7 separate regions of the Mus musculus genome follow, and regions 2, 3, 4, 5, 6 and 7 are each linked to region 1. Evidence: chromatin loops called from intact Hi-C (ENCODE). Cell type or tissue: left cerebral cortex. All regions are shown on one strand.

Region 1 (4,000 bases):
TAAGCCATGGCCAGCACTTCACGCATTTCATTTTAACCTTTCTCACATTAACATCTGGAGGGGGACCCATGTTCCAGTTCCCACCCAACCCCGATCCTCCATTAGGAGGGCTGCTGAGGTAAGGGGCCCCTATTCTACATCTGCATGTGGCAGGTAGGAAGGGAAGGGGGTTGCAGGGAGCAGGTCAGGGCCTGCTCACTGTCACGGGAAATATCCACCCCTTTGAGCCTTTAAGCAACTGTTTTCTTCCAAGTAGGTCCCCCTGTTACCAAGGCAACTTGAGAACTCTGGGCTTTGTGTTTCTGCCCAGGGTCCCTGGGGAGAGATAGCCTGCTGAGCTTTCCCTGGTCTGGGCAAGATGCAGGATGCACTAAGTGGAGGTCCCCATTCCTTAGGTGCTTTTTTTCAGGAGGAGCCTTCGTTACCCCTTCCTGAGCTCCATAAGCCAGTTGTGACCATGGAGGGCACAGTCTGCACATCAATAGGCCCAGCTTCTTCAAGACAAATGTCTGCACCCACCTATGGACTATCCATAGATATAAAACATAAGAATCTCTGTCTTAGAATCTGAGGTAGGGGTCAAGGAGGGGTCAGCTTACAGCAGACCATGGTATATGCTGGGCAATCATCGTTATATAGATTTCTCAACTGTGAACTGTATGTTAGAATCATCTCTCTGAACTGCTGCCTGCTTTGGGAACTGTATGGGAAGGCTTGTAAGAAAATGGCCAGTAAATGTCATCTGGGCTACTTAGACCCTACAACTAGACTGGCATTAGAATTGTGTAGAAACAAAAGGACAGCCGAGCCAGTATCTTAGGCAGCAAAATCCTCTCCGGCTCGCACCATCTTTTAGGAAGAGGGCTTTGGGAAGCCTTTTCATCTTCTCACCCTTCTCTCCCTCCCCTTCCTTTCTTCTGTTCTGTCACTTCCTTATTCTTGGCATGCAAAAAGGCTGCTGTGAGGTGCAAGGTCCCCTTAGGTTGGGTGCCCAAGATCCCAGGTGGGGCCTGTCTACCTTTGGGTGGCAGCAGCAACCCAGAAAAGCAGTGGTGTCTTCAACACACACTGCTTGCTTTTTCAAGCCACATCTCTCCCGAGCAGGCTTTTATGAGGCATGGGAGAGGGAGGGAGTCAGTTGTTCTCTATTTTCTTAAACCTGGTTGCATTTTCACTTTCAAGGTTGCCATCCCCTAGTCCTCTAAGCATCTCAACATCTACAGGTATCCTTAGCAGCTACTCCTAGTTCTCCATGCAGAGGCTTATTTATGCACCTGCTTTTTCAACACCAAACTGCTGCTGCTATTCTGTCGTGTACCTCATCAACTGGGCTACTTAGTTGCTTCTGTGAATTCAACAGTGACTGAACAAGCAAAGAGGGTGTGACCAAAGAGAGGGTGGGGTTGATGACAGGCCTGGAAGCCCGAGGGACTGGCACACAGTTCCCTTTTCCTCTAGTCCTTCATCTCCTTCATCTGCTCTCATTAGTCCTTACAAAAACTGACCCTAATTACCCCCTGCCTGCAGCATCATGAAAAATCCCAGGGCTGCTGGCATCCCATCTGACCACCTAAAACCCTAGAAGGAGACCCAGTGCTCACTGGGACAGCTCACAGCCTGTGCAGCCCCGTCCTTCCCCAGAATGGACAATCAGCCACACGCTCAGCACTGCCACTGGGCTAGCCTTGCTGGGTTTCTCTGCAAAACAGAACCACCACCTGTCTGGCTCCCTCAGAGCCCCCCAGATGCAGCCCACTTGAGTCAGAGTCACCCCCACCCCCTCATTGGACCCAAGGTTCCTGAGATTTGGGTTCCTCAGATTTAAAAAGAGACAACATTGCCTGGCTGGATTATAGCATTGAAATGTTGGGTAAAATAGTTCTCTGCCCTTTCTGCCTCTCAAGTAACCAGGAATTTTCTATGAAGATGCAGAGCCGGGCAGAATCAGGATACAGGTCTGCCTTCTTAGACAGCGGAGTGGGGGCAGAGAGGAGCTGTTCTGGGAGCTGACTACCAACAACCACAGGATTGTAAAGAAGCCGTTCACTGTCACCCTTAGGGCAGTGGCTTCTAAGCCTGTGTCCGTCCTTACCTTAAAGAGGGTAGGACTAATAAATAACCTGCTGCCCAGGATGAAGGATAATGGCAGGTTCTCAGGGCTTAGTCCAGCACTCGCAAGCAGGAAGGCTCAGCAGAGGGGAAACAAAAACGTTCACTCATGTCCGAGAAAGCTAAGCCAGTCCCAGAATGAGGGTGCAGTTCTTTCTGACTCCACACTCTCTAAGAAGCAGGGAGGTCTTGCTGACCCTACTTGGCCTGCTCTGGGAATTTGGTTCCAGCTACTTCACTGGAATCCCATAGCACCATCTAGTGTCCCAAAGTGGAAGGGCGCTTTCTCGCCACCCTGCCTGCCTTCACTCCCTCCTTCCAAGAACTGCTTGTTGTTGCTGGACGTCAAGGTTTCAGGCTAGCACCGATCAGCTAAGGTGCCTGCGAAGTAAGCATCTTGGGTCCCCGTCTATGTTCAGTAACACAGACAGACACAATCTTTACACACCCTTTATTTGTTTTATTGAGGAGAGAAAGCTTTAGCATACAGAACAATTTATCTTCACAGCACAATAATACAACAGTAACAGTAAAAACAGTAACACATTTGTTTCTCTGGAGCCTCCGGGTGTCTTTGGATCACCCTTGTACCCTGCATGCATCCCCACCCCCACCCCCACCCCCCTCAACCCAAGGAGGCACTCAGAGCTTCGGACAGCTCCTGTAGCTGTCACATCACAACAAATATTGAAGAACTGGGAAAGAAGGGAAAAGGTTAAAGGAAGTTCAAGGCCCCTCTGCCCCCAGAGGCCCACAGGCCAGTTTAGTGCTCATGTGCTTGGTCTCCCTGGTCAGGGCCACAAGCATTCAGACTAAGAAGCACCGTGAAGACAGGCAAAGCCTGTGTGTGCCAAGGGGGATCTCTGGAATCTGAGGTACAAGACACCTGCTTCTTGCGCTTCTCCACAAGGACACAGGCAGCGTGACCAGTATGTTGGCATCAGCAGACAGGGTCCATAGCTTCAAGGAATAGAGTTTTCCCTTCTGGAATTCTCGCTTGAGGAAATAAGCTGAAAAAGAGACACAAAACAAAGTCTTCACATGGTTCCCTATCCTCCTGCCTTGGTGGGAATGGGCAAGGCAAACAACTGAAATGTCTAACAACTGACTCAGGAAGGTGAAATGATTCTGCGTCACACAGATGACAGCCATTTTCAGGCCTGCTGCTGGCCCTCCAGCAGGATGACCTCACCTTGAAGAAAGAAAGAAATGCTGCCTCTGTGTGGCGAGGTTCTGAATGGTCGGGAGGAAGCTATTTTGTCCTTATGGCATTCACTACTTCCCATATTTCCCATAATGACTATACGTTAACTTCTCTCTTTGGAGGAAACCATGGTAAAAGGTAGCCGCAGGCTATAGGAACCCAATTCGACTGATCTTCAGGCAAGAAATGGAAGTGCTAAACAAAAAGGCCCCTTACCTCTTGCTGATGAATAGAGAGCTCACCGTTAACCAGTCTGAGGACTAGGTCTGTCTAGGACTCCTCTTCCTCAAGTTCCTTCTCTGGTCTTAAGTTCAAACTCTAGGGCTGGGTTCTCATCTTCAGACTCCAATGAGGAAGAGACACCATTTGCTGCTTTCTTCCTGCTGACCACGGACAACTTGGGCTCCACTTTGCCCAGCTGCTAGGCACCGTGCAGCAAGTTCAATGTCCAGGAACAACTTGGGCCAGCAGTGAACCAGGCTGCCATTTTGTGGCCAGAATGGACATAATACATGTGTACTTCCCACTGCAGCAGCAGTATTTTCCTGGACCCAAAAGTGAACAGCAGGTCTTTGACTAGGGGCACCTGAGTTGGTGCCCAAGAAGCCCCAGGAGTGTGCAGGAGGCAGTCGCCTCTTAAGCCACACTGGTTAACTGAAGTTCAACAACAGGCCTAGGAGAGGTTTG
Region 2 (4,000 bases), 62 kb before region 1:
GAACTTGAACTGTGCTTTGAAGAGCTGGGACTGTCACTTTGAGAAGGACTCCTGTAGTCCTAGTCATGTTCAACCTGAACACTTTACTATATTTGTTCATTTTTTAAAATGTGTGTTTTGCCTGATTGTATGCACTGCACTACACATGTTTGGTACTCAAGGAGGTCAGAAGAAGGCATCAGATCCCCTGGAACTGGAGTGACAGACAGTTGTGAATGTGAGTGCTGGGAACTGAACCTGGATCCTCTGCAAGAGCAGCAAGTGCTCTTAACCACAGAGCCATCTCTCCTGCCCCATATTCAACTCTTGACCAGGGCAATGAGTGCACAGGTATATCTAGTTTGTGACCATGCATTCACTCCCCACCCCTTCTTGCTGTCTTCTCTCTGAATATGTCCCAAACCTATTCTTTCTTGTCCATGCCTCTTCATCTCCTTGAGGGTATAACCTAGATGCCCATGTGTACAAGCCAACTGAATTTTATTGTTTCAGCTTCCAAACTGTCCCACACTCTGGGATGACCTCCCAGTACCACAGCTGTCTTTCTAGGTTTCTCTGAGCTTTACTTTAGTCCAGTCTTACAATTTCAAACCTTCTGAGACTCATCCTTCAGAGCTAGCATAAAGAGATAGAAGAGCAGGAACTTAATGTCTCCTAAACTAAAGTTGGCCACTTAGCACCCTCACTATCAGGCTCATGGATCGACATGTTTTAACCAAACCATATTTATAAATCTATTTCCCCAAGATGCTTCACTGTGGGTACTTCCCACTTGCTCTGGGGCTACTTGCTCCAAGCCTTATTTTACTTTCATGTTGGTTCCATTGGAGACTTCTTGTCATATTCCACAGTGAGCTGCAAAGCCCAAGTAGGGGGTCCCACCATCTTGCAAGGTGTTTGTTTGGTTGTTTGGGTTGTTTTGTTTTGTTTTGTTTTGTTTTTTTGCAATTTATCCCTTGCTAGGCTGGGACAGCTGGTCAGTAGTCTGAGGGATGTTTGTGGATTTGTTAAAGACTGAAGAGACCCTTAGCAGCTGGCTCCCTGAAGCTTGCAGTCCCCACAGTTCCCAGTATGCCCTTTCCTTTTGTGTCTAGCTAACTTGATGACCCAGTCCACATGGGGTCTATCTACTCTGGGAAGTACTCCCCCTCCCCCAGCTCTCCAGACAGAAGCAGGTTTTCTCTGATTCTCCTTCAACGCTGTTAATTCTTTTCTGTAGTGTCTTTTGATGTGTCAGTCACCCCTCCTAGAAGGTGACTTATGCCTCTTGCTCCTACCACCAGCACGGGGCTGGCTTAGGAGGAGCCTGGGAACAGTTGACAGAGTGCCTAAATGACAGGTGGATGGGGGTGGGGGTGGGGAGCGGTGGATGGATGCGCGAATAGGTCTCATTTTAGACCTCTTGTTCCAAATCAGAAAGCTCTGACCCACACCCACTATGTGGCTGTGACAGATAGGCCCCCCTGTCCCTGTGTCTGATGACATCAGCGCTGAACAGTCTTACTATTCGCCTATGTGAAGCCACTCAGGGCTTTCTGGCTCTAGCAGACTTGATTCCAGGACCGATGGCCCGAGCTTACTGCCAGGCTGTTGAGACTGGAACAGGCTGCTGAGCCAGCACCACCTGCCCCTTGTCACTTATCCCACAGGGCTGCAGCACTCGCGACAGTCTGCTGCATATGTGTGTGTGAGAGCGCGCGCATGCGGAGCGCGCATGGATTTTCTGTGGGACATGAAAAGAGCCTTCTCATTGGCTGCCGAGGGTCCCAGTTCCAGTCTGTGAATCTCTGGGCTGCTATCTCTGCCCTCCCATGGGAAGGCAAAGCAGGCAAGGGAGGGGAAAGTGGAGTGAGGCTTCAGGTGTGTCTGACAAGGAAGCAGGTACGCCTGGTGGCCACATTGGGCATTCCAGAGACGTCTGGATGTGCTAGCGCCAAGCCTGCAGCCTGGAAGCCTCGTGCTCTGCCCAAATTTCTTCAGGTTTCTCTTAGGACTGGAGCCCAGAACCCACTGGCAGCTGTCACAGAACTGGATCCGTCTCCCAGTGGAACAGGGAGCTGTATCACTTAGAATTCCTGGGTAGCACATTCCTTCACTGGTCCTTGTCACACTCATGGATGAGGCTCTGTTATTGGCCCCTCGCTCCTGCAAGCTTCTGCAGATCCAGAGAGCAAGCGGCAGCAGGAATGACAGCTCTGAGAGCAGAGGCAGCCAGGGACAGTAAGGGCAAACGAGTCGGGTCCCGGGGGTTGCGGGGGCTGGCCCCATGTGCAGACTCAGATGAGGTGGGGGTTGCACTCAGGGTTTGCTAGGGTTCTTTTTTGGAACCTGGGCTGCTAGACCTGACAGGAGAGCTGAGCAAGGGGGAGGGGATAGAGAGGGAGGAAGGGATTGAGGGAGGGAGGAGAGAGAGGGAGAGAGAGAGAGAGAGAGAGAGAGAGAGAGAGAGAGAGAGAGAGCGCCCTAGCAGGCGCTGGTCCAAGTAAGAGGTTCAGATCTGGACAATACTGTGCCAAGGGCACAAGTGGGATTTGGAAGAGCCATGTGTGTAAGAAGCAAAGCTGAGGTGATGTAAGCACCTGGGGAGGAGCACAGGTCGAGGAAGAGGAGAAGGAGGAGGAGGAGGAGGAGGAGGAGGAGGAGGAGGAGGAGGCGCGGCGCGGCGGCCGCGGTGGCTGCCAGTCCAGAACAGAATGATGGGCAACTCTCACCACAAGCAACCGAGGAGTAAGAGCCAAAGCAGCAGGATGCATTCAGCAACAGGTACTCTCTTTCCTTCCCTCCTTTTCCCCGGGCTTCTCCAGCCAGGGCCTCCCTGGCTCACAGGGCCCCTGACCCTTGGCGTGACTTGCAGGGGCTGGCAGGGGGGCGGGGAGGAAGCCTGAGGGAGATGCGGGTGAACTCCCAGCTCCCCTGCTCTAGTGCCAGGCTGAATTGCATAAGTCTGGGCTCCCTGAGCAGGCAGGAGCTGGCTCCTTCGCCAGCAACTCTGTGCAGCCTCTGGAGGGTGGCTGGAGCACCAGCTACTGAAGTTTATTGCTAGCACAAGGCTTTCTCCCTGAAGCCATGCACAGCTTACCCTTCAGGAGTCTCCTTTGTTATTCAAACCTCCTGCTCTCCCAGCCCCCAGCCCCGCCCCACACGTGTACACCTACACCTCTCAGGGCTCCACCTCGGCTGCCGCCTGCTCAGAGTAAGCCAGATGAAGCTGTTTCTTGCTGTGTAATGCCCTGCCCCCCACCTCCCCGCCCCAGCCCTGCCTGAGCTCCTCTGGCTGCATGGACAGCTCAGAGTCTGTTGTCCTCCTACTTTCAATGTGCTCTTGCTTGCCCTCCGTGCCCCTCCAGAGGTGGACTCAAGGGTGCTGGCGTAGTTTTCCCCCAACAACTTCTTCCTAACCGCTCACAGTGTGGAGATTAGGGTCTGGAGACAACTTTTGGTAGCTTGCCTTTGTAAGGCACTGCAAGAGCACTGTGCAAGGAAACAGCCACTCTTGTCCTATTCACACCAACTTAACTTTTATTCCCTTCCCCCTTTTGGAAACCTAGGCCTCAGACATTCCAGGAAAGTGCACTACCAGTGAGCTGCATCTGCAACCCTCCTCTCTTGGCAGCACCCCATTTTTCTTTCCCCTCACACAGAGTCCCAGGGGAGCCCAGAATTCCCTCTGTGCCCATTTGGGGAGCTTTCATTCCACTATCCAGGTCAATGGGAAGGAAAGAGGAGATTGTGCCAAGTGGAAGTCAAGTTTATTGTGGAAAGCAGCAGATGGGTCAGTGCCCTCCTGAAAGCATGCCATGTTCAGACACAGGATGCCATGCATTTAAGGGTAGTTGTTCAAGGCTAGCCATAGTAGCAGCTCTAGAAGAGGGGGATCTCACAGCATGTTTTCGGGGAACAGCTACAAGAAGGCCACCAGGGATGTGCTGATGAACCCTACTCCTGGGACCTGTTAGGGGGAATATTGCTTTGGACTTCAGGGTATGCAGAACTGGCTCCT
Region 3 (4,000 bases), 250 kb before region 1:
CCCCGCTGCCTGTCCCTCTTCTGTGCAGTTCCTGGAGCCCAACCTAAAGTTTGACTGTGATAAAGCCTCTCTGATGACGGTTGGGTTCGTCATTAATCTATGCGTATAGCAGAATATAATTAGGAATCATTTTATTGACTATTTCTTTTCCAGTCATGTTTGTTTCTATCCTAGGTCTCTGGGCCATTCAGGCAGTGTCAGGCATGGTCTCCCTCTCCTGGTGTTGGTCTTGCCTGGTTTTGGGACCTGGCTCAAGGCACAAAAACCTCCCAACTGTCTGTGATGGTAACTTCAGAACATGGGGCTCAGGTAGAGGTCCTGTGACCTCAAGTGGCAGACCTGGGGATAAGTATCACCTCCAGAAAAACTTGTACCACACAGGAAGTCAAAAGCTGCATGCGGCTGCCATCGTTGCATGAGTGGATGCATCGTCTTAGCAATCAATGAGAGCAGGAGAAAGGCAGTTGGCTGGTCAGGATGAGAGGATGTGGTGGCTCTGGTCCCTGACCCTCCATTAAGCTGCTAGTGAGCAGTCCCTCCAGGTTGGCTCAGTGGAGCCACTTACAGACTCCCACCACCATCTTCAGCTCCAGAGGTGAACAGGTGAACTTGTTTCCCTCCAACCCATGTCCCCATAGTGCGTTCCTCCAGCTCTGTTGTGCTCCTCTGCCCACCAGGGTGATTTTGGATCAGGGATAATCAGAGGATATGGAAACTATGCAGCAGCCTAAGAATAATGTGCAAATGTTGGGTCCTCCCCTAGTGTGATGCTAAGAGAGGATGAGCCAGAAAGGATGGAGCCCAGGGAAGAGATAAGATCAATCCAAATGATACCTTAATGTCTGCTGAAATGATCCATAAGATAAGACACCCCTTTTAGTCCTAAGTAAGGGCTCAGAAGTTCCTGTTGAATTCAAGGAACAGCAGGCAAAAATGGGTCCTATGACTGTCCCAGAGAAGGAGAGCAGTCAGGGAAGGGACAGAGACAGTGTGGAAGGGTGGAAATGTTGGGTGGGCCAGGCCTCACCTCACAGAATCCAAACCCAGTGCACAGGGCTAAACTTGAGTGCAAGGCACCTGCTCAGAAGCAGAAGTGCTTAGCCCAGGTTAAAGGAACAGTTCCCCATCCATTTCTGTACCCCAGCTTCCACAAAAGCAGAAAGAACAAAACACAGGGAAACTACTTTTACGTGCAATATCTGTTACCGGGACACATGGGGCAAAAACAGGGGCATAAAGGTGGCTCTGGCTGTAGAATAAGGAAAAGGAATAAGCAGGGACAGCTTTGGGATCCTGGGTCGGAGTAGTCTGTCCTCTCCTTAAGGGATTCTGGGTCCAAGCATTCAGGCAGAATAGTCAGGCCAGGCCCAGGTTTCCGTGGAAAGGACTGTGGATAGCAGAACATTCGCTTCAAAGATTCTGGAACCTTTTGTTGAGGGCCCGAATGACCGCTGAAACACAGGAGGCACAAATGGGTATTCCAGACACACACACACACACACACACACACACACACACACACACACACACAGAGGATTCAACCACCCTTCCCACTTCTAACCACAGAGAATCCCTAACCAGCAATTTGCCTCTCAGCCCATTTCCAAAAAGCCCTGGAATTGATGCCTCCACCCATTACTGAACTCCATGTGGAAATGTCCTCTACAGGACAACAGTGTGGGCAGGCACTTGGCAGAGCATGTGGGAGAGCAGACATACACAGTTCTTGGTGCATGCCCTAACTGTCAATGTACAGAGGACTCATGGTCTGACTTGCTTGGCATTGCCTTCCCACAGGTAGGCTAGTCTTCCCTAGGTCCCAGTACCCGAATACCTCCCTCTGCCCCTGCCCTCACCCATCCCTGCCCAAGGTCAGCTGTACCTAGTTGTTTTCTCAGCCTGCATGCTTCTTTCTCAAGCAAAGTACACTAACCCAGAAGACAAAGGAGGGGGAAAAAGATTAGCATTCAATGTCTTGGCCTCCTCTCTGCTCCATTTACATTCTTCCCCGTCCTTATAGATCCCACCCCCACAGTCCTGTGGCAAGACTAACTCAGAATCCTGAGCAAAAAGGAGGTACCCTCTCTCTTTGGAGTGTGGGGAGTGAGTGGGCACAGGAGCAAAGCTAGTTTGGGCACTCGGCTTATTATCTATCTAGGGCTGTCATTTCTAGGAGCTAAGGAAGCTTTACCTGCTGACATCCCAGTATCCCTGGTGCTTGATGCTGCTTCTCCCCAACAGGGAGTGGGGGAACCACAGATCGATCTTGGTCACCTGAAAGAGAACACAGTATGCAGCACCCAGGCCTGGGATCCAGGTGGGAAGGGTCTGGGGAGGTCTAAAATGAGGCAATATCACCCTCTGCTGGAAGCAACTTGTATTTCTTGGTTCCTCAGCTCCACCTAGCTCTGGCTTTCCTGTTGGCCAGAGAAGGAGGCTCTGTGGGCCCTAGCAATTTGGCCCTGGGTTGGCATTAGTAGGGCCATACCCACAGCCAGGACCTGAGAGGAGCCCAGCACCAGAAAAGGATTTGGGTGCTGTAAGTCAGCTTCTAAGAGTTAAGAGTTGTCCCACTGTTTAAAGCACAATCCCACTTTTTGAGAACATGGCCTGCCTATGCCCAGTCTCCTGTGGGCTGTGCCTAGAGAGGGAAGGCCAGAAACAAGGCTCCAAATCCCCAGCGACAGAACCTGAAGTGTCTCTCCTCTCCCCCACTGCTCTCAAACCCCAAAGACTCACCATGGGGTGCAGATGCTCTGGGGCTGGGGCTGGGGCTGGGGCTGGGGCTGGTGCCGGTGCCTCCCTGGCTCGGGGCCACAAGCTGGGAATCTGCTGGAACTTGAGGGGCTCTGGTGTTGGAGTCTCCACTGCTCATTTCTCCACGATGCATGCACACGGAAGGCTGCTCTGCCCTGTGTGGTGGAACCTCACACACAAAATACTTATCACTGAGTATATGTTGTTGAGGGGCTGAGGGAAAGGGGGTAACAAAATGGAGGCTTGGGAGGCTCATCCCTTCTGCACCTCCTGTCCTCAGTCACCCTCAGCTCAGGAGGCAGAGCTCAGCCAGGAAGGAGCCCACAGACACTGAAAAGCCTCAGGTCCTGGCCTGGCTTCCTTGGGGAGGAGCCAGGGAGGAGCCAGGAGGCCCTCAGGACTGGCTACATGCTCAAGTTGTTCAGCCCACACTGTAGGGGCTCTCTGGACAGCAACCACCCAAACTGACAGCCAGACACATTTCCCTCCCCAGACCTGGTTAGAGAGAGGAAATGCACAGGGAAGGGAACAGGAAGCAACCCCTAACTGAGGCTCCCTTGATATCCACCCTTACTTACCACCAGGACTCCACACTAGACATCCTAATCAGGATGAGTGTCCACTGACAACTTCCCAAGCCAAGGCATGGGCATGGGCAGGGGCAGGGGCAGGGGCAGGGGCAGGGGCAGGGGCAGGGGCAGGGGCAGGGGCAGGGGCAGCAGTGAAAATGTATATGCTGGGGAGGGAAAGGCCAGGGTGAGAGGAGGAAGAAGGTTAGTCTACTTACTTGGGCATGGTCAATTTCCTTAACCTTGGAGGACTCTGATGTTTGGGTCATCACTGTCGAATTCTTCATGGTGTCTTTACACTCAAGGCCCCTGTCTTCTCTGGCCACTGGCAGGGTTTCCCTTGTATTCTTTGCTACTGCTCTCTTTCTGGATGTACCATGTGTAAATTCGGTGGCCTCTAGGGGTGTTGTGTCATGCTTCTTAGAACTCTCAAGTGTAGGGACGCTGTTTATTGGAGGAAAGGTGGGTACTTCCACAGGAGCTGCCTTGGGTCTCTGCCCCCACAGTGGGACAGGTCTTCGCCCAGTGGCTCTTGGGATATCCTGTAGGGGTTTCTTCTCCTGGGCTGATTTCTTTTTAGGACTGGCCTTCCTCAGCACACCCACAGCAGCTCCTGGGTAAGGAGGCCTACTCTGTTCCTTGCCTCTGAACACAGATGCTTTTCTGTTAGAACA
Region 4 (4,000 bases), 84 kb before region 1:
AGCCCTTCTTCCCGCTTAACTAGGCCCAACTCTTGGAAAATGTGAACCAACCCTGATAGGTCATAGTTCCCTAATGCCCGCGGTCCAAGGAGCACTGCAAACAGTGTCCACTGCTGTGAGGGTTGATTTCCATGTTCATCTCGACTGGATTTAAAAACATCTCAGACATTAATAAGGAGACACGTGTGCTTCTGAGGGCATTTCTAGAAAAGTTTAATTGAAAAAGGAAGCTCCATCCTGGTCACACATGTATTAATGGCAGAGTTGAGATTAAAAGCCCTAGGGAAGCTGGGGGCAGAATTCAGCCATACAACATTTCCCCAGTGCACTCATTCACACACATGCACACACACACACACACATACACACACACACACACACACACACAGAGAGAGAGAGAGAGAGAGAGAGAGAGAGAGATTATTTCACCAAAATTGAAATGTAATGCATGTGCACGAGGTTGTAAAGTTGAAATGTGATCTTGGTTTTGGTTACCCCAGCCCCCCATCTCACTTCTGTGTCCTCTTTGCTCACCATCCTGAGACCATGCCAGGAACTCTCACATTTCCTCCAAGGGTCTGTCCCTCTCCTCTGTTAGGCTTTCTTTCTCAGTGGTTTTTGGCAAGGAGAAGGGAGCTGGTGTTTATCAGTTATACATAGGCTGTCCATAAATGGTCCCTGTGAGGCCACCAAAACTAGGGAGAGAATTGCTCTGCCCGATTTCCAGGACCTGTACGCTCTCAGGAAGCAATGACTATGGTCACAGCATGAAATGTTTTAAGAATGGGACATTTGCCAGCAGCTCTTGGATGACATAGGAGTCAATCACTCCGGGGCCTTTCTTAAGGTCTATATCCTAGTCACCAGTACCAAGACCAGTGCCATGGAAGATTGTTTAGCTCAATATTTGTCCCTGAAGACTGGGTTCAGGGAGTCCAGGAGGCCATCCCAGATTTCTCACAGCTGTCATGAGACTCAGCATGCGGGGCAGGGAATGGAAAAATGTGTTCTTCACACTATGGTGCAAGGTGGTGGTGCCAGGGCCAACTCCTAGTGCCAGCAGCCCTTGGGACAGCTTGGTTCATTTACATCAGTACAAGAGCAAATAGGCTTAAGGGAAATAAGGGGGAAGCCAAGTGTGTCAGGAATCAAGGCCACCAACTGCCTAACAAAGGACTCTGCTCCGGGGGCTTCAAAAGTCAATTTTTGGAGGGTCCCCATTGTGGGACAAATCCTGTTGTCACAGATATTCAAATTGGCTGTCCATACTGATTCGTTGTCTTTGTACCTCATATTCATGATGACAGGTGACATTTATTGAGCATCTGCTGTATGACAGGTACCAAGCTAAACACATATTTGATTAACTCAGTCCTCATGACAACCCTATTAGAGAGATATAATTTTCTCTTCATGATACAGATGCAAAAGCAGATGCTCAGATTAAGTGAGTTTGAGGCCAGCCTGGTCTACATAGTGAGTTTCAGGACAGTCAGGGCACCATGTTGAAACCCTATCTCAAAAAAGGAGGGCAGCTGCCATCTCAAGTAAAAGAGGGTCAGGAAGGGTAGGCTAAGTAACTTTGTTGGGATTGTGCACAGTGACAGAGCTCCTGTCCATAGGCCACTAATATTCTTGAAGTCTCCAAACTTTGCTGCTTGAAAAAGGTTGATAAAGATACCAGCAAGAATCCTGTGGAGGTACAGTTGTTGCATCCCCACAATTTACCATACATGGACATGCCCAGGAGCTCTGCTATAGGAAGAGGGGGTTTTCTCCATAGTACCACAGAAATGTCATGAGCATTTCCTTTAGGTAACACCAGGAGGCGCAGCAGCCTGTTTCTGGCCTGTGGCTTCTTGTCTTTTCCCCTTGACTTGCTTGGGAAGGGTACGAAAGCTTGAGCATTCCTAACTGAGGTGTAGAATACACAGTCTTTGTACATAGGGTAATAGAATACACTGGAGAACTAATGGCTCTCTGTTGGCTCTGTAGATCTTCCTGCCAGAGAAAGTCCTGCTGTGGTCAGGGCAAGGTGGACTTGCAGGAGTTGGGAACCAGAGACAGCAACCAAGACAATAGCAGTGTCCCCAATAGGTGGTTGTCAGCTGCTAAATGATGGGAGACTAGAAAGAACCTAACTGTTCAGAATGCTAGTCTTGGTGTCAGAGCTGCTGTGTAGGGTTGTGCAAGCTACCCCCTGCAAGGGCACCTGAGTCAATGGGAGCTGAGATGAAGCCCAGGGTCCAGTAGTCCTATGTCCTGAGGATGCTTTGTTCTAATTCTCTCAAAAGCATCTATCGCATGTCTCTAGGATATGCAGTGGAGGCCAGATCCCATCCCTTCCTTATTAACTCTGATGTCCATTTTGCTTACCTAAACCCCATTCTCAACACCTCTTTGTCTCTGTACAGACTTTGTGTTGCTTGAGCCTTCAGGCTCATTGAAGCTCACTTCTCTACTGTCCCATATCCCTTTCTCCTGCCAATCTTTCTATCCTAGACCCCAGACCCCAGACCCCAGACCCCAGTTCCCAGCCCCTACCTCAGGTAGAGGTAGGAATTCTCTAGAAACATGAATACCTGCTTTGGCACATCTGAAATTTTTACTCCATGAACAACCAAGATATAGACATGGAGCTGGGACACTCAGGTGTCCTCCCTTCCCCTCAGGCCATTCACTGTCCTCTTTCAGTCACTGGGCTTGTGTGTACTAAGCACCTGCATGGTTCTCTTCTGGGCACAAGGCCATTAACAAAACCAGAACAACTAAATCTTCCCGGAGCTTCAGGTATAGTTCTAGCAATACCCCCTCCCCTTGATTCCACCATCCTTCTTTCTTGCTCAAGTACCATGGAAGCCCCCCTCTTCCTCCCTTTCAGAAGCATCCCCCCCCCAAAAAAAAGCTGGACCTTGCTGCTTTGGCCTCGGTGCCAGGACCCCTGGTATTCCATGTGGGGAATACATGTGTAAATTTTGCTTTTGTATCCTGGCCTGGCAAGAGCCATAGGGCACTGTGCTCTTCCTGGGGTAGCTTTCATGCACTTGTTTTCTCAATTGAGTCGGCAAAGGCAGGTCAGTGGAACTGTGGCTGAGAGCTCAACCTCTGAGATACGGCATTCATTAAGACCTGTGTAGTCAGTCATTTTTTCCTATTATTCTTCCTACTTCCTTACTTCCGTAAAAGACATGGACTTGGGGCTCGAGAGAAGCTTCAGTGGCCAAGAGCGCCTGTTGCTTTTGCAGAGGACCTGGGTTCAGTTCCTAGCCCTCACATGATAGCTCACAACCATCAGTAACTCCAGTTTTAGGGGAGCCCACACCGGTCTTATGATCTCCTTGGGCACCAGGGAAACGCTCATACACATACAATAAAATAAATAAATCTTTTAAAAAATGTTTTTTAAGAGCTATGGTTTTGGGCTGGAGAGATGGATCAGCAGTTAAGAGGTCCTGAGTTCAATTCCCAGCACATGGTGGCTCAGGCATCCAATGCCCTCTTCTGGTGTGTCTGAAGAGAGCGACATTGTACTCACATACATAAAATAAATCTTTTTTTAAAGTGAAAATAAAAGAGGCATGGTCATATTTGTTACATGGGATAATGGCCAGTTCTCTGTCTTTCATCTTTCCTTTTTCTTTTCTTTGTTTTTCCTTAGAATATGCCAAGAGAAAAGTGAAAAGATGACCACACCCAACATGAACAAGTATTAACATGTGTTGTTTGCCTGTGATGTTGCAGTGCTGTGCATTTAAACCGGGGACCTTGTGCATGCCCTGAAAGCTCCACCAACCAAGCTCCTCCCTCAGCCTGCCCATGATATTTTCTAGCAAAACAAAACATTCTGGGTACTGACATCCTGCACTCTCCTCCCATCGGTGGAATGTCCTAGATACTGCCAGGCCCTGTGATCCACCTCCTAGCCAGTTCTCTCCTGTCTGGCTTTCCCCCACACCACCAGGTCACTGTTGTTTCAGATTTCCCCCAGCACAGCACGTCC
Region 5 (4,000 bases), 110 kb before region 1:
TGGAAGTCTATACTCTTTTTTTAAAGCCTCGTTCACTTTATCCCAGTTATCAGTGTGCAGTTCCCACTGCACTCTAAATGCCTACTGCTATGTCCATACCACAATCCATTAAGTACTCTGGATTTAATACTTTGTATAGGGAATTGTCTTTCACTTTATTTTCTCTAAAGTGTTTTTTTTAGCATTCTCTTTGCATGCTTCCTGGCTTTAGAATGAGTTTGTTGAATCCAATGAATAATTTCTGTGGCAATTTAGCTGGAATAGTAGTGAGCTTATAGACTGCTTTAAGGAGACCAGACATTTTTTTTCCTCCTTCGTGCAATGTTTTTCTCCTTTACAAAGACCACCAAAGCCTGCAAGAAAGGGAGCCAGGGCTAAAGAACACATAGAACTCACCTCCCTGACTTACGCCCTCCCCTTATTTGTGTCTGTTTGTGAAGGCCTGAACTTCAGACTCCTGAAGTTAAATATTTATTTTAAATCTTTAACAGGCCGTGAACGCTTAGTCTGTTTTTCAGTAGTACCCACGAATAGAGACAATACCTTCTTTTCCTGATCACAAAGAAAAAGAAGATGTAGTCACGTGCATACCTAGTTAAACACTGTCAGGAAATGGTGGGGTGGTGCCTTTCTAGGTAGAGCTCAGGCTGACAGAAAGTCATGGTGGGTGGGGTGGGTGGGAATACCAGTGGATGCAGAAGCATGAAAGGTTACTCATGTCTAACTTTTTTTCTGTGGCTCTAGAGCACCATGTCCGTTCGGTGGTGCTACTAGCCACAGGTACCCACATGGAAACCAAATGGACCTCGATGCTTGGCTCAGGCTGGAGCTGTCTGAATGATTCATCAGGCTCTCTCAGGGTCAAACCTTAGGTCTACAAAGACCTTCAGCATCACGGGGAAGCAGTCGTTAGCTACAGCTTTCCACACTTTCCTCAAAGGGAACAGTAGGACCTGGATTAGGGTTTCTTTGGCTTCCACAAATGCTGTCTGGGCAAGCAGTGCTGTGCCTACCTATGTTCCATTCAGCCCAGAGGATAGGCCGTGCCCTCACAAATCTGGATTCTCTTCTGCATGTTTATTGTCTCCAAAGCAGAGGTGGGACCTTAGCTGCAGGCTGTGATCTGTGTTTCTTACAGTCTAAGGAAACAAGCAATATATTACTAATAAAGAAAATAAAACAGGCAGTGGCAAACACCAGAGGCGGGTGCAAAGGCGATGTGGACTTTAACTGCATAACTTTTTGATCTACTAGTAAATCCTTCTTAACCCCAGAGCCATGTCCATGTCATGCACTTGATTCAACTGCACATCCTGCCAAGGTTCCAGGGTCATCTTAGTTGCCTCTCTCTCTCCCATCTGTTCCAATTTCTGGTGCACATTCCTAACTCACAGCTCCTGCTCCTATTCCCATGCTTAGGTCTTGTTTTGCTTTGCTTTAGAAACAGTCTCACTATTATTCTTAACTATGTTGCTCTGGCTGTCCTATAACTCACTTTGTAGACCAGGTTGGTCTCAAACTCAAGGAGATCTGCCTGCCTCTGCCTCCCAAGTGCATGTGTCACTATGCCCAGCTCTGTGTCCCGCTCCTTAACTCAAAGCATTTCACACACTCAAGCCCCACACCTGTCTGCCTTTCTCATTAGGAGCTATTTTACAGCTTTTAATTTTGAAATGGTAAATGTTTGCTATAATGCTTGAATTTCAAAGTCCTTTATGACATCATCGTTTAACTGACCCTTCCTGAGTGTGTCTGGTGTGTGTGAGTGGAGGAGGGGTGCAATTTGATGCTGTGGAAAGCCCATCTCACCTGAACTTTGGAGTCACACATAACTGAGTCATATAGCCCCTCCCCTATTCTTTAGCGGTTTGTTCCCTGCCTTCGCCCCCATCTTCCCCTGGTCCTCAGTCTCTATCCCCATCAGAAGTTGTAATGAATCGACGCGAGGTTCTGGTGTGTGTGTGGGGGGGGGGGTGAATAATGCTGGGGTTCATACAGGACTGGGGCCCAGGAGGGCAGAGCAGGCCAAGTGTGCCCCGGCTGGTTTGCGTGAGCAGAGCAGCTCTGTGCAGCTCCGCGCGTCACCAGGCGCGTGCGGAGGCGGCAAGAGCGGCGGGCGGTGAGTCATGGTCCCCGCGCACCTCCGGAACTGGAGGCTGCTTGGCGCAGCACAGCCCCCGCCTAGCTCCCTGCTCCTCCCCGCTCCTGGGGCGGACGGGCGGCATGAAAGCCTGATGCCGGGCGGCAGAGGGCGCTGCTGTGCAGCTGCTGGCAAGCCAAACAAAAAAGGCTGGAGCTGCCTCTGGCTGGGAGGGATGAACAGCAGCCCAGAGGCGGGGCGAATGGGGGAATGAATGCCAGGGCAGCCTTGCTGTTTTTAAGAGAAAGGAAGTGTACTTCAGAATGATTCATCCCTGCACAGAGTGATGGGGCAGTGGATCCCCCTACCCACCGAAGGAGAATGCCTTTCTTGCTTAGCCTAAGCTGTCTAAAGTTAGCAGCATTATCCATTCCTTAGAGAGGGTCCCTGATAGAGCGGGTTACCTCTTTTCAAAATGGATCTGCCCAAGGGACTTAGCCTGCAACCTTCTTTCCTCTGATGATTGCCACTTGAGGAAAGTGGCCTAAGATTTGAGCTGACAGTAATGCAGGGCAAGAGAACGTGCTCTACTTATCGGTGACCAACGTCCCACTGTCGTCGTGTTTTTTTTTGTCTTGAAATTGCTCTGTGTGTGTGTCCTTGAGCTTTTGCTCAGGGTAGAACCCAGAGCCTTGTGCATAATAGATAAGTGCTATTCAACTGAGCAACATCCCCAAACCCAAACTTAAGCACCATCATTCATTCATTCATTCACTGTGAACATCTTCACAATGTTTGAAAGCCAGTCACAGTGCAGAGAAGGAAGAGAACCAAATGTTAAAACAATGATCCTTAGCAGAAAACAGCTTATGCTTGACCCGGGACACCTAAGTAAATACATGCAAGAGCTTCATGCTGCACCTTGGAACTGAGTTGTTTTGGTCGCTGATGCATTCTGGGAGCACACAACAGTTACTGACACACAATAGACACTCATTTGTCCAGGGAATGCTAGAGACGTTCAGGAGAGTACATGGGACCCAGAAGAGTCCAGGATGAAGATGTTAGCCAGATGGAGATTAAGACAGAGAGAAAAGAGCCTTGGCAAAATAGAGGTCTCCATCCTCACCTCCCTGTGCCTCCCTTCCCTCATTCAAGGAGAAAAGCAGAGACCTGGCTCTGAATCTAAATGTGCTTCCAGAAATGAGCCCAAGTGTATAGGTTAGGGCCTGGCCAGAGCTTCTGACCTCTGACTTAGCTCGGCTTCAGATTACAAACTTGCCTATTTTCCGTGCTCCTCTCCCCCCCCACCCCCTCACTCTGTCTTCCCTCAAACTCCCCTAGAATAAATTATCTATGACATGAAAGTCTGTACTTGTGTTTTGTCATGAGGTTTATTTTTTGTATTAATTGTATTTCAAAATAAAGGCTTTGTTGTTTACAGATCTTTATACTAGCACAATTTTGCTGTAGGAAAACAAGTCAACACTTTTGTACTAAGAATAAAATAAAAATCCAGCCATAGTTTCACCGTCCAAAGTAGTGCTTGGCGTTTGGAATGCTTCCATTACAATTCACACACACTGGCACTCATCCAGTTAGAACTGGTACAGACTGAATCTTATGTTCCTAAGAAAAACATGAGCTTGGACAGTGGTCTCTTGCCCTCTATCAATAACTCTGATGGCAAGACGTTTTGGCTGAGAATCCCAAACTTGATTCTTTAAGCAGCTGAGGCTCCTCAGTGTAAGTCCTTGGGAAAGTTCAGAGAGCTTTCTCTGAGCCAGTGCTGTTTCCACACCATGGTATGGATGCCTCCCTAAGTCTATTTCAGAGGGCCACAGGAAAGAAGTGCTGAACTCCTTGCTGGGAGGGAAAGGTGGAGAAGGGACCTATTGCCCCACTTGTCCAAGGGAGAAT
Region 6 (4,000 bases), 270 kb before region 1:
ATGGCGCACGCCTTTAATCCCAGCACTCGGGAGGCAGAGGCAGAGGCAGAGGCAGAGGCAGAGGTAGGCAGATATCTGAGGTCGAGGCCAGCCTGGTCTACAGAGTGAGTTCCAGGACAGCCAAAGTACTCAATGTGAAACAGCTGTCACCAGGGGCAGGCTTGGGGTAAAAACAGGGGCACAGCTCAGCTCTGACTGACTGTAGAGCAGACGCTCTCAATCTGTGGGTAGCAACTCCCACAGGCTCACACATCAGACAGTACACGATGATAAACAACAGTTGCAAAAGTACAGCTGTGAAGTAACAATGAAATAGCTTTATGGTAGAGGGTTAACATCACAAAATGAAGCCCATGAGCAGGCCATAGCATTAGGAAGGTGGGAACCACTGCTGTCGAAGAAAACTGGAAGGAAGCAGGATCCACAGGTGGTAGTTTGGCCTCTTCTGTGGGGAGAAACTCTTGAGTCCAACCTGCCAAGCAAAAACAGAGTCAGGCCAGCTCTTGCTTCCTGAGCAGTCAGGAGTGTGGCAAGGGCTGTCGATAGGACACTCACTTCAAGGATCCTGGAACTTTTCTTTGAAGACTTGCATGATTGCTGAAACACAGAGGTAAAAATGGGTATTCCAGACATAGACACACAGGACAGGAACCCACCCGCCTGAGACCCATGCTCTGCTCCACAGGAACTTCCAGACAGCCGCCTCACTGCCCTCCAGCCCCCATCCAAGCAGACAGAGTTGGGACACACTCCCCCACCCATCACCGAGCGCTATGTGCAAACGTTTTCTACAGGAGAACAGCATGGATAGGCAGTCCTCAAACGCTGGGTCACAGCAGTGCCAGCCCTACTTGTGAAACAAACAAACAAACAAACAAACAAACATGTGTCAACAGACACCCAAAAATTCCAGGTGCCAGGACTTCAAGGGAAAGCTAAGGAGGAACATCTGAATGTCCAGAGAGAAGAGGCTGGGGGGACTCATCTGTACAGCACATGGGAGAACAGAGAGCCTCTTGGTGCAAGTTCCAGAAGTCAAGGCACACAGGGCTCCCAGCCTGGCCTGATTCATGTCACCTTCCCCATGAGGGCCTGCCCCACCACCCACTGTAACCACCTGCACCCAAACACTAAGCTCCCCCCTCTGCCCCTGTCCCAATATCTTTCCTGCCCGGGGTAGGCCATACCGAGTTGTTCCTTGAGTTCATCTATTTCCTTCTGTAACATCTCACACTAGCCCAGCAGGCATGAAAGAAAAAGAGAGATTAATATTCAGTGTCCTGGCTTCTTCTCTGCTCCATCCACACGTGCCCTTTATCATTACACCTCCCACTATCCACAGTCCTGGGATAAGACTGGCAAAAACCTTGAAGAGCAAGCAGGTGCCCCCCCCCCCCCGTGCAATTTGGGACAGGAGTTGGCACAGGAGGTTAATTGTCAGGTTAACTTTGACAGTCAGCTCAGGGTCTACCTGAGGCTAGCATTTCAGAGAGCTGATAAAAGTTTTACCTGTTGGCAGCCCCCTATGGCTTGTATTTGATGCTGCCTATCGCCAACTGGGAATGGCAGACGTAGAGGTAATTCCTGGTCACCTGAAACATACAAACACACACAGACACACACAGGAGTGGGGATGAGAAACAGGATTATATAAGTTGGAAGGGACTAATGGGGTCCAAAATGAGGCCGCAGTGCCCTCTGCTGGCAGCACCTTGTACCTGGTAAGTCTTCACCTCTATCTAGCTCTATTCTTGCCCTTACTGCAGCCCAGAGGCAGCATAAAGGTGCTGTGAGCCCCTAAGACAGTGGCACTGAGTGTATGCTAGCAGGACTACCACCATGGCTAGAAGCTAGGAGCTCAGTGCATGTATAGGGCTCAGCAGCAAAATCTGTCGTGTTCAAGATGGAACTCATATTGCCCTACCTTTAAAGTCATGCATCCCACAATCTCACTCATTTCCCAACGTGACCTGAGGTCAGCCCTGACCATACCCAGTCTCCTGTGGACTCCCTACCTACCTCATCAGAGAAGCCTAAGAAGCAAGGCTGCAATCCTCAAAAGAACAGAGCCCCAGGTTGCTTCCCTCTCCCCAGCCTCCCCCACTGTTCTCCAAGCCCCAAAGTCTCACCAGCAGGTGCAGGTGGTGCTCTGGGTCTGGCACATCTCTGGATCAAGAAGAACTGTGGGTTTGCTGGAACTTGAGGGGCTCTGGTGTTGGAGTCTCCACTGCTCATTTCTCCACGATGCATGCACACGGAAGGCTGCTCTGCCCTGTGTAGTGGAACCTCACACACAAAATACTTATCACTGAGTATATGTTGTTGAGGGGCTGAGGGAAAGGGGGTAACAAAATGGAGGCTTGGGAGGCTCATCCCTTCTGCACCTCCTGTCCTCAGTCACCCTCAGCTCAGGAGGCAGAGCTCAGCCAGGAAGGAGCCCACAGACACTGAAAAGCCTCAGGTCCTGGCCTGGCTTCCTTGGGGAGGAGCCAGGGAGGAGCCAGGAGGCCCTCAGGACTGGCTATATGCTCAAGTTGTTCAGCCCACACTGTAGGGGCTCTCTGGACAGCAACCACCCAAACTGACAGCCAGACACATTTCCCTCCCCAGACCTGGTTAGAGAGAGGAAATGCACAGGGAAGGGAACAGGAAGCAACCCCTAACTGAGGCTCCCTTGATATCCACCCTTATTTACCACCAGGACTCCACACTAGACATCCTAATCAGGATGAGTGTCCACTGACAACTTCCCAAGCCAAGGCATGGGCAGGGGCAGGGGCAGGGGCAGGGGCAGGGGCAGGGGCAGGGGCAGGGGGAGCAGCACAAACGTATGTGCCGGGAAGGGGAAGGGCAGGGTGACAGGAGAGAGGGCATGGTCTACTCACTTGGGCCTGCAGACCAGGATCTCTCGGTGAGTTATCTTCTTTGGGCCCTGCCTGTGGCTCCCTTGTCTTCTTTGCTATGGATTTCTTCCCAGTGCAGACGGACTTGAACTCTTTGGGCCCTGAAGGCAGTGAGCATTTACTTGCCTTCCCTAGCAGAGCAACCCCTGAGATTGGGGGGAAAGTGGCTGGTTCTACAGTAGCTGATTTGAGTCTCTGTCCCCATGGTGGGAAGATTCTCGCCACGGGTCCTCTTGAGGTGTCCCACTGAGATGGCTTTTCCTGGGCTGGCTTCTTTCTTGGACTTATCTTGTATAAGCCAGCAGAAGCAACAGCAACAGGGGCAGGGGCAACAGTAGAGGCAGTGGCAGTGGCAGTGGCAGAGGCAGAGGCAGAGGCAGAGGCAGAGGCAGTGGCATTGGCAGTGGCAGAGGCAGAGGCAGAGGCAGAGGCAGTGGCAGTGGCAGCTGCTGCTGCTGCTGCAGTAGCTCCTTGGTGGCTGGGCCTGCCCCCTTCTTTGCTCCAAACCATAGTTTGTTTTTTCTTAGCTGAAGAGCTTTCCAGCTCTCCCGAAGCCTGCTTTTCGATGGCTGAACCGAGTCCTCTTGGAGTAGAGGCCAGCATAGAGGGAGGCACATGGACAAAACTTTCCCTGCCATGGACATTCGTGTGTCTAGCTGGATCTTCCTGCTCAGTGAGGCCAGCGGACTTGGGCTGGTTTCCTTCTTTGAGACAAATGGTTACCCTCATCATCTGTGTCTCACTGAACTCATCAGAAGACTCAGGGCTGGAGGAGGGACATTGAATGTCATCACTGGTTACTACCCTACTCATGGCACTTCTTCTTGGGGTCATCCAGGCCCTGCCTCGCCCCGGACCTCTGGGGTGCAGTTGGGTAGCTGTGACCTGCTTCCCTTCCGTTGAGGTCTGAGGCCGCATGCTTCTTCTGAGCGTGCTTGCGTCTGAGTCTCCCCAAATGCTAATGGGCTCAGCAGCACAGCTTGGGGGGGATTGATGTCCGTGGATCCCCCAGGCCTCCCGGTTGGCTATGTGCTGCCCGAAGCTTGTACCCTCGATGGCTAGCTGCTGTACAAAGTCCAGATTGTCCCCTCTGTCAT
Region 7 (4,000 bases), 260 kb before region 1:
CTAGATCCCTATCGTCATGTCCTCAAGGTCCCTCCATGTTTATGGGATGCATAGGAAATTCCTTCTTAAGTACAAATAAAATTTCATCTTAAGACGAAAGAATAGACCACACTTTGTTTCCTTCCTCACCCATGGATGTTTTGCTTGCTTTTCTCTCTCAGCTCTCTCAGAGGATGCTATTGGAAACATGCTATACGAACAACTAATTTTGAAACTCTCTTTTAAAAACATTTACCTTTATCTTCATTTTAATATTTGTGTTATATCTTTCTGTGTGCATGTTACATGTGTTCAGATTCCTTTGTAGGTCGGAAGAGGGTGCTGAGTCCCCTGGAATTGTTACAGGTGTTTGTGGGCTGCTGTGTGGGTGCTGGGAACCAAACTCAGGTCCTCTGGAAGATCAGCAAGTGCTCTTACCTCTGAGTCATTTCTTTATCCCAGAAACTTTGCTTTTTAAAAATAAATAATTAAAAGCAGAATTTTTACACCAATATGGGAACCTCATACATTTACAAGTATTTTTAGTTTTATTTATTTTTATTTTGTGTGCATGGATGTTTTGCCAGCATGTTTGTTGACCCCATGAATGCCTGGTGCCTTCAGAGGTCAGTAGGTGGTTTTGGATTCTCTGGAACCAGAGTGACAGACAGTTCTGAGCAGTCATGTGGGTGCTGGGAATCAAACTTAGGTCCTCTGTAAGAGCAACAAGTGCTCTTAACCACCGAGGTAACTCTCTGGTCCCACACACCAATATTTTTGGACAAAGAAATCTTTTTTTTTTTTTTTTTTTTTTTTTTTTTTGTCGACAGGGCTTCACTCTGTTATCCAGACTAGCCCGAATCTCACTCTGTAGCCCACCCAGTCTTGCCTTGAACCTCAAACATATGGTAACCCTCTTGATTCAGCTTTCGGAGTACTTGGATTAGAGCCACCACAGCCACCATATTCTACCTTTGTTTTTTAAGACAAGGACTCGTAGTGTAGCCTGTCTGGTTGGCCTGGAACTCAGGAGACCTGGCTGCTTGCGTCTCTCCTGAATCCTCAACTGAAAGGCATATAGTACCATGCCTAGCATATTTTTTATTTTGAATATTTTTAAAAAGATTTATTTATTTATTTTATGCATATGAGTACACTATAGCTGTACAGATGGTTGTGAGCCTTCATGTAGTTGTTGGGAATTGATTGTTGGGACCTCTGCTTACTCCAGTCGGCCCCACTTGCTCAGTCCCTGCTAGCTTAGGCCCAAAGGTTTATTTATTATTATATATAAGTACACTGTAGCTGACTTCAGATGCACCAGAAGAGGGTGTCAGATCTCATTATGTGTGGTTATGAGCCACCATGTAGTTGTGGGATTTGAACTCAGGACTTCGGAAGAGCAGTCAGTGGTCTTACCCACTGAGCCATCTCGCCAGCCCCTTGAATATTTGTTTTTAATTTAAATTTATTTTATGTGTTTGGGTGTTTTGCCTGCATGTATGTCTGTGCATCATGTATTGCACATGGTGCTTGCAGGGACCAAAGAGATCAACAGATTCCCTGCAATTGTAATTACAGACAGTTGTGAGCTACCATGTGGCTGCCTGGTATTGAACATCAGTGCACTGGAAGAGCAGCCAGTCCTCTTAACCATAGGGCTATCCTATTTTTTCCTATTTTTTAATTGTGTATGTTTATGAACTTGTGTGAGTTTTTGTGCACATATGCATGCAGGACTCCTCAGAGGCCATAAGAGGGCATCAGACCCCTTCAAAATGGATGTAGGTACTAGGACCTAAACCCTTATCTCCAAAAGAGCAGTAAGTGCCCTTAACTGCTGAAGAGTTCTCTCCAGCCCCTACATTTTACTTTTTAAACGCAAATATTGTACATATTATATGTAATATCATGTTCTGAAATATGTACACCCTGTGGAATTGCTAAATCGAGTTAATTGACATATGTATTAGCATAAGACATCTTTTTAAAAAAATGTATTCATTTATTTACTTACTCACTTTACATCCTGATCACTGCCTCCCTCCTGGTCACCCCTTACCCCCCTTCTTCCCTCTCCCCTCCCTTTCTCCTCTGAGCAGGTGGGGCCCACCTGGGCATCCCCTCGCCCTGGCACTTCAATGGTGGGAAAACTTAAAGTCTCTCTTAGCAATTTTTGTCTTTTTATTAAAAATTTAAACTGATACACAAAACAAAGGTTATACATATTAATACGATACCATGAGATTTTCAATACCTATATACATTTTGTAATTTGTGAATCAGATTAGAAATACTGATTTATTCAAATAATTTTCTCATAATGAAAATATTCAAAATCCTTTCTTTCCTTTAGCTTTTTAAAATCCACATGACAATTTTTATTGTGAATGTTTTCAAAATTATTCCTTCAGTATCTCCCTACAGAGACAAAAACAAATTTGTTATTTAATACACTGGAAGTTGAAAAGTTGATCACTGCCTAGAGAAGGGAAAACTGTCTTGAAAACACACTTCCCCAGGAGGCCAGTTCATCACAGACCTCCAATAACATGGGCATGACCATGACAGATGTACTGTCCTCGATCTGAACCTTTATTCACTACCATTTGGTAATCATCTTCAGGCCCAGATCAATACACATTTCTCAGCAGTAATCATTAGCTGTCCAAGAAGACTTTCATCAGCATTTTCTGCAATGTCAGGAATCTAGAGTCTGTGTTTCTTGGGTATCACCAGAAAAAAGGGCTTGCACTTGAAAGGAAAGCCCATAGAAAGCATGACACTCAAAGCATCCTCAAAAACTGATTTTGCTTACAAGTTCCTTGCAGGTGACCTTCCCACACGTTGTGTTGTCACCCAGGCCAGGCAACCTAACACTTGCTATTATTGTCAGTTATCTCAGGCTTCCTTCTTTGCAGGAACCAGGAATGAAGTCCTCTTTCAGCTGTTGAGATAGACCACACAAAAGTTGCCGGTAGTCACCTTACTGTGTAATAATACAGCAGAACTTACTACTTCTAAGCATAGCTTAGTACACATTTGTGCTTGCCAGTGATTTTATTTTCTTGTGACAGATACCATAAATCCTTTATAGGAGGGAAGACTGATTTTGCTTTATGATTTTTGAAGTTCCCTGCACTAGTGGCTAGCTCTATTGTTTCTGGGTTGTGGTGAGCCCAAGCATTGTACTGGGAGGGAGCTGAAGGGCAGAGCTGCTTGCCCAATAGCAGTCATGACGCTTGTGTTTGCGGGGGCGGTTGGGGGCAGGAAAAAGGATGACAACTGTATAGTTCCTGACTTAGTTAGGGTTTTACTGCTGTGACCAGACACCATGGCCAAGGCAAGTCTTATAAAAAACAACATTTAATTGGGGCTGGCTTACAGATTCAGAGGTTCAGTCCATTATCATCAAGGTGGGAGTATGGCAGTATCCAGGCAGGCATGGCACAGGAGGAGCTGAGAGTTCTATGTCTTCATCCAAAGGCTGCTAGTGGAAGACTGACTTCCAGGCAATTAGGGTGAGGATCTTAAGCCCACACCCACAGTGACACACCTACTCCAACCAGGTCACACCTATTCCAACAAGGCCACACCTCCAGATGGTGCCACTCCCTGGCCCAAGAATATATAAACCATCACAGTCCCCAAGAACAGGACCCCAGCAACCTACCTCTAAATATGGCTGGCTTCCAAAGAATTCTCCCACTTCAAATAAAGCCATCAAATTATTAATCCATTAATTATTAATCCATATTAATTTTATATATTCATATATAATTATTTTGCCAAGTTTTTAAACAGTAAAATTAAACTTTATTCAGCAAATAGGGATTTAATGCTCAAACAATATGCTCACTTCTTCCTAATTAAATTCCGATTTTTTCCTCTTCAACTGTGACAGTATCTTCAGTCCACACCAGTCTCACTGAAATACTAGTTTTTAGTTCCCACGTGTATTATGGTTGGGCTTAGGGATTTGTTTCTCTTAGTACAGATCCTCTCAGCATTAAAAATCTTA

What was found. Hi-C counts contacts between places; a loop is a spot of excess contacts. Peaks named below come from ENCODE experiments on the same cell type or tissue, not always from the same donor. Only the 100,000 strongest peaks of a DNase experiment are listed, where the experiment ranks them.
Region 2: it touches region 1 in a loop (2.3-fold over the local background); 3 of 42 quality-filtered maps call a loop at or near these places.
Region 3: a loop joins it to region 1, with 2.5 times the contacts of the local background. A loop is called at or near these places in 17 of 42 quality-filtered maps.
Region 4: a loop joins it to region 1, with 8 times the contacts of the local background. A loop is called at or near these places in 17 of 42 quality-filtered maps.
Region 5: it touches region 1 in a loop (15-fold over the local background); 24 of 42 quality-filtered maps call a loop at or near these places.
Region 6: a loop joins it to region 1, with 3 times the contacts of the local background. A loop is called at or near these places in 12 of 42 quality-filtered maps.
Region 7: it touches region 1 in a loop (8-fold over the local background); 17 of 42 quality-filtered maps call a loop at or near these places.

Annotation. Positions count from the first base shown.
Region 1 is chrX:102,063,999-102,067,998 of GRCm38, forward strand. The region is part of intron 1 of Nhsl2 (NHS-like 2); the gene reads left to right. Rtl5 (retrotransposon Gag like 5) reads right to left here. Exons shown (of 2, transcript NM_001278534.1): 1 at 3,556-4,000; 2 at 2,544-3,119. Among named protein-coding and RNA genes, the nearest start is that of Rtl5, 5.3 kb to the right of the region's middle. In left cerebral cortex, CTCF peaks have their summits at 2,366 (motif pointing left) and 3,336; DNase peaks (open chromatin) are centred at 1,046, 2,379, 2,924 and 3,321; H3K27ac peaks cover 321 bases.
Region 2 is chrX:102,002,381-102,006,380 of GRCm38, forward strand. The region is part of intron 1 of Nhsl2 (NHS-like 2); the gene reads left to right. Among named protein-coding and RNA genes, the nearest start is that of Rtl5, 67 kb to the right of the region's middle. In left cerebral cortex, a CTCF peak has its summit at 1,901; DNase peaks (open chromatin) are centred at 1,736, 3,002 and 3,560; H3K4me3 peaks cover 2,325 bases; H3K27ac peaks cover 1,326 bases.
Region 3 is chrX:101,817,001-101,821,000 of GRCm38, forward strand. It overlaps Gm3858. Among named protein-coding and RNA genes, the nearest start is that of 8030474K03Rik, 24 kb to the left of the region's middle. In left cerebral cortex, a CTCF peak has its summit at 2,368 (motif pointing left); a DNase peak (open chromatin) is centred at 2,367.
Region 4 is chrX:101,979,826-101,983,825 of GRCm38, forward strand. All of the region lies in intron 1 of Nhsl2 (NHS-like 2), which reads left to right. Among named protein-coding and RNA genes, the nearest start is that of Gm25828, 69 kb to the left of the region's middle. In left cerebral cortex, a CTCF peak has its summit at 1,822; DNase peaks (open chromatin) are centred at 1,839 and 3,946.
Region 5 is chrX:101,952,169-101,956,168 of GRCm38, forward strand. All of the region lies in intron 1 of Nhsl2 (NHS-like 2), which reads left to right. Among named protein-coding and RNA genes, the nearest start is that of Gm25828, 41 kb to the left of the region's middle. In left cerebral cortex, a CTCF peak has its summit at 2,250 (motif pointing right); DNase peaks (open chromatin) are centred at 2,200 and 3,716; H3K4me3 peaks cover 233 bases; H3K27ac peaks cover 960 bases.
Region 6 is chrX:101,790,052-101,794,051 of GRCm38, forward strand. Gm4779 (predicted gene 4779) reads right to left here. Exons shown (of 6, transcript NM_001374240.1): 1 at 2,886-4,000; 2 at 2,130-2,286; 3 at 1,510-1,592; 4 at 1,188-1,233; 5 at 556-597; 6 at 298-472. The coding sequence ends at 557. Among named protein-coding and RNA genes, the nearest start is that of Gm4779, 2.4 kb to the right of the region's middle. In left cerebral cortex, a CTCF peak has its summit at 1,703 (motif pointing left); a DNase peak (open chromatin) is centred at 1,686.
Region 7 is chrX:101,803,968-101,807,967 of GRCm38, forward strand. No RefSeq gene overlaps it. Among named protein-coding and RNA genes, the nearest start is that of 8030474K03Rik, 11 kb to the left of the region's middle. In left cerebral cortex, a CTCF peak has its summit at 1,725 (motif pointing right); a DNase peak (open chromatin) is centred at 1,741.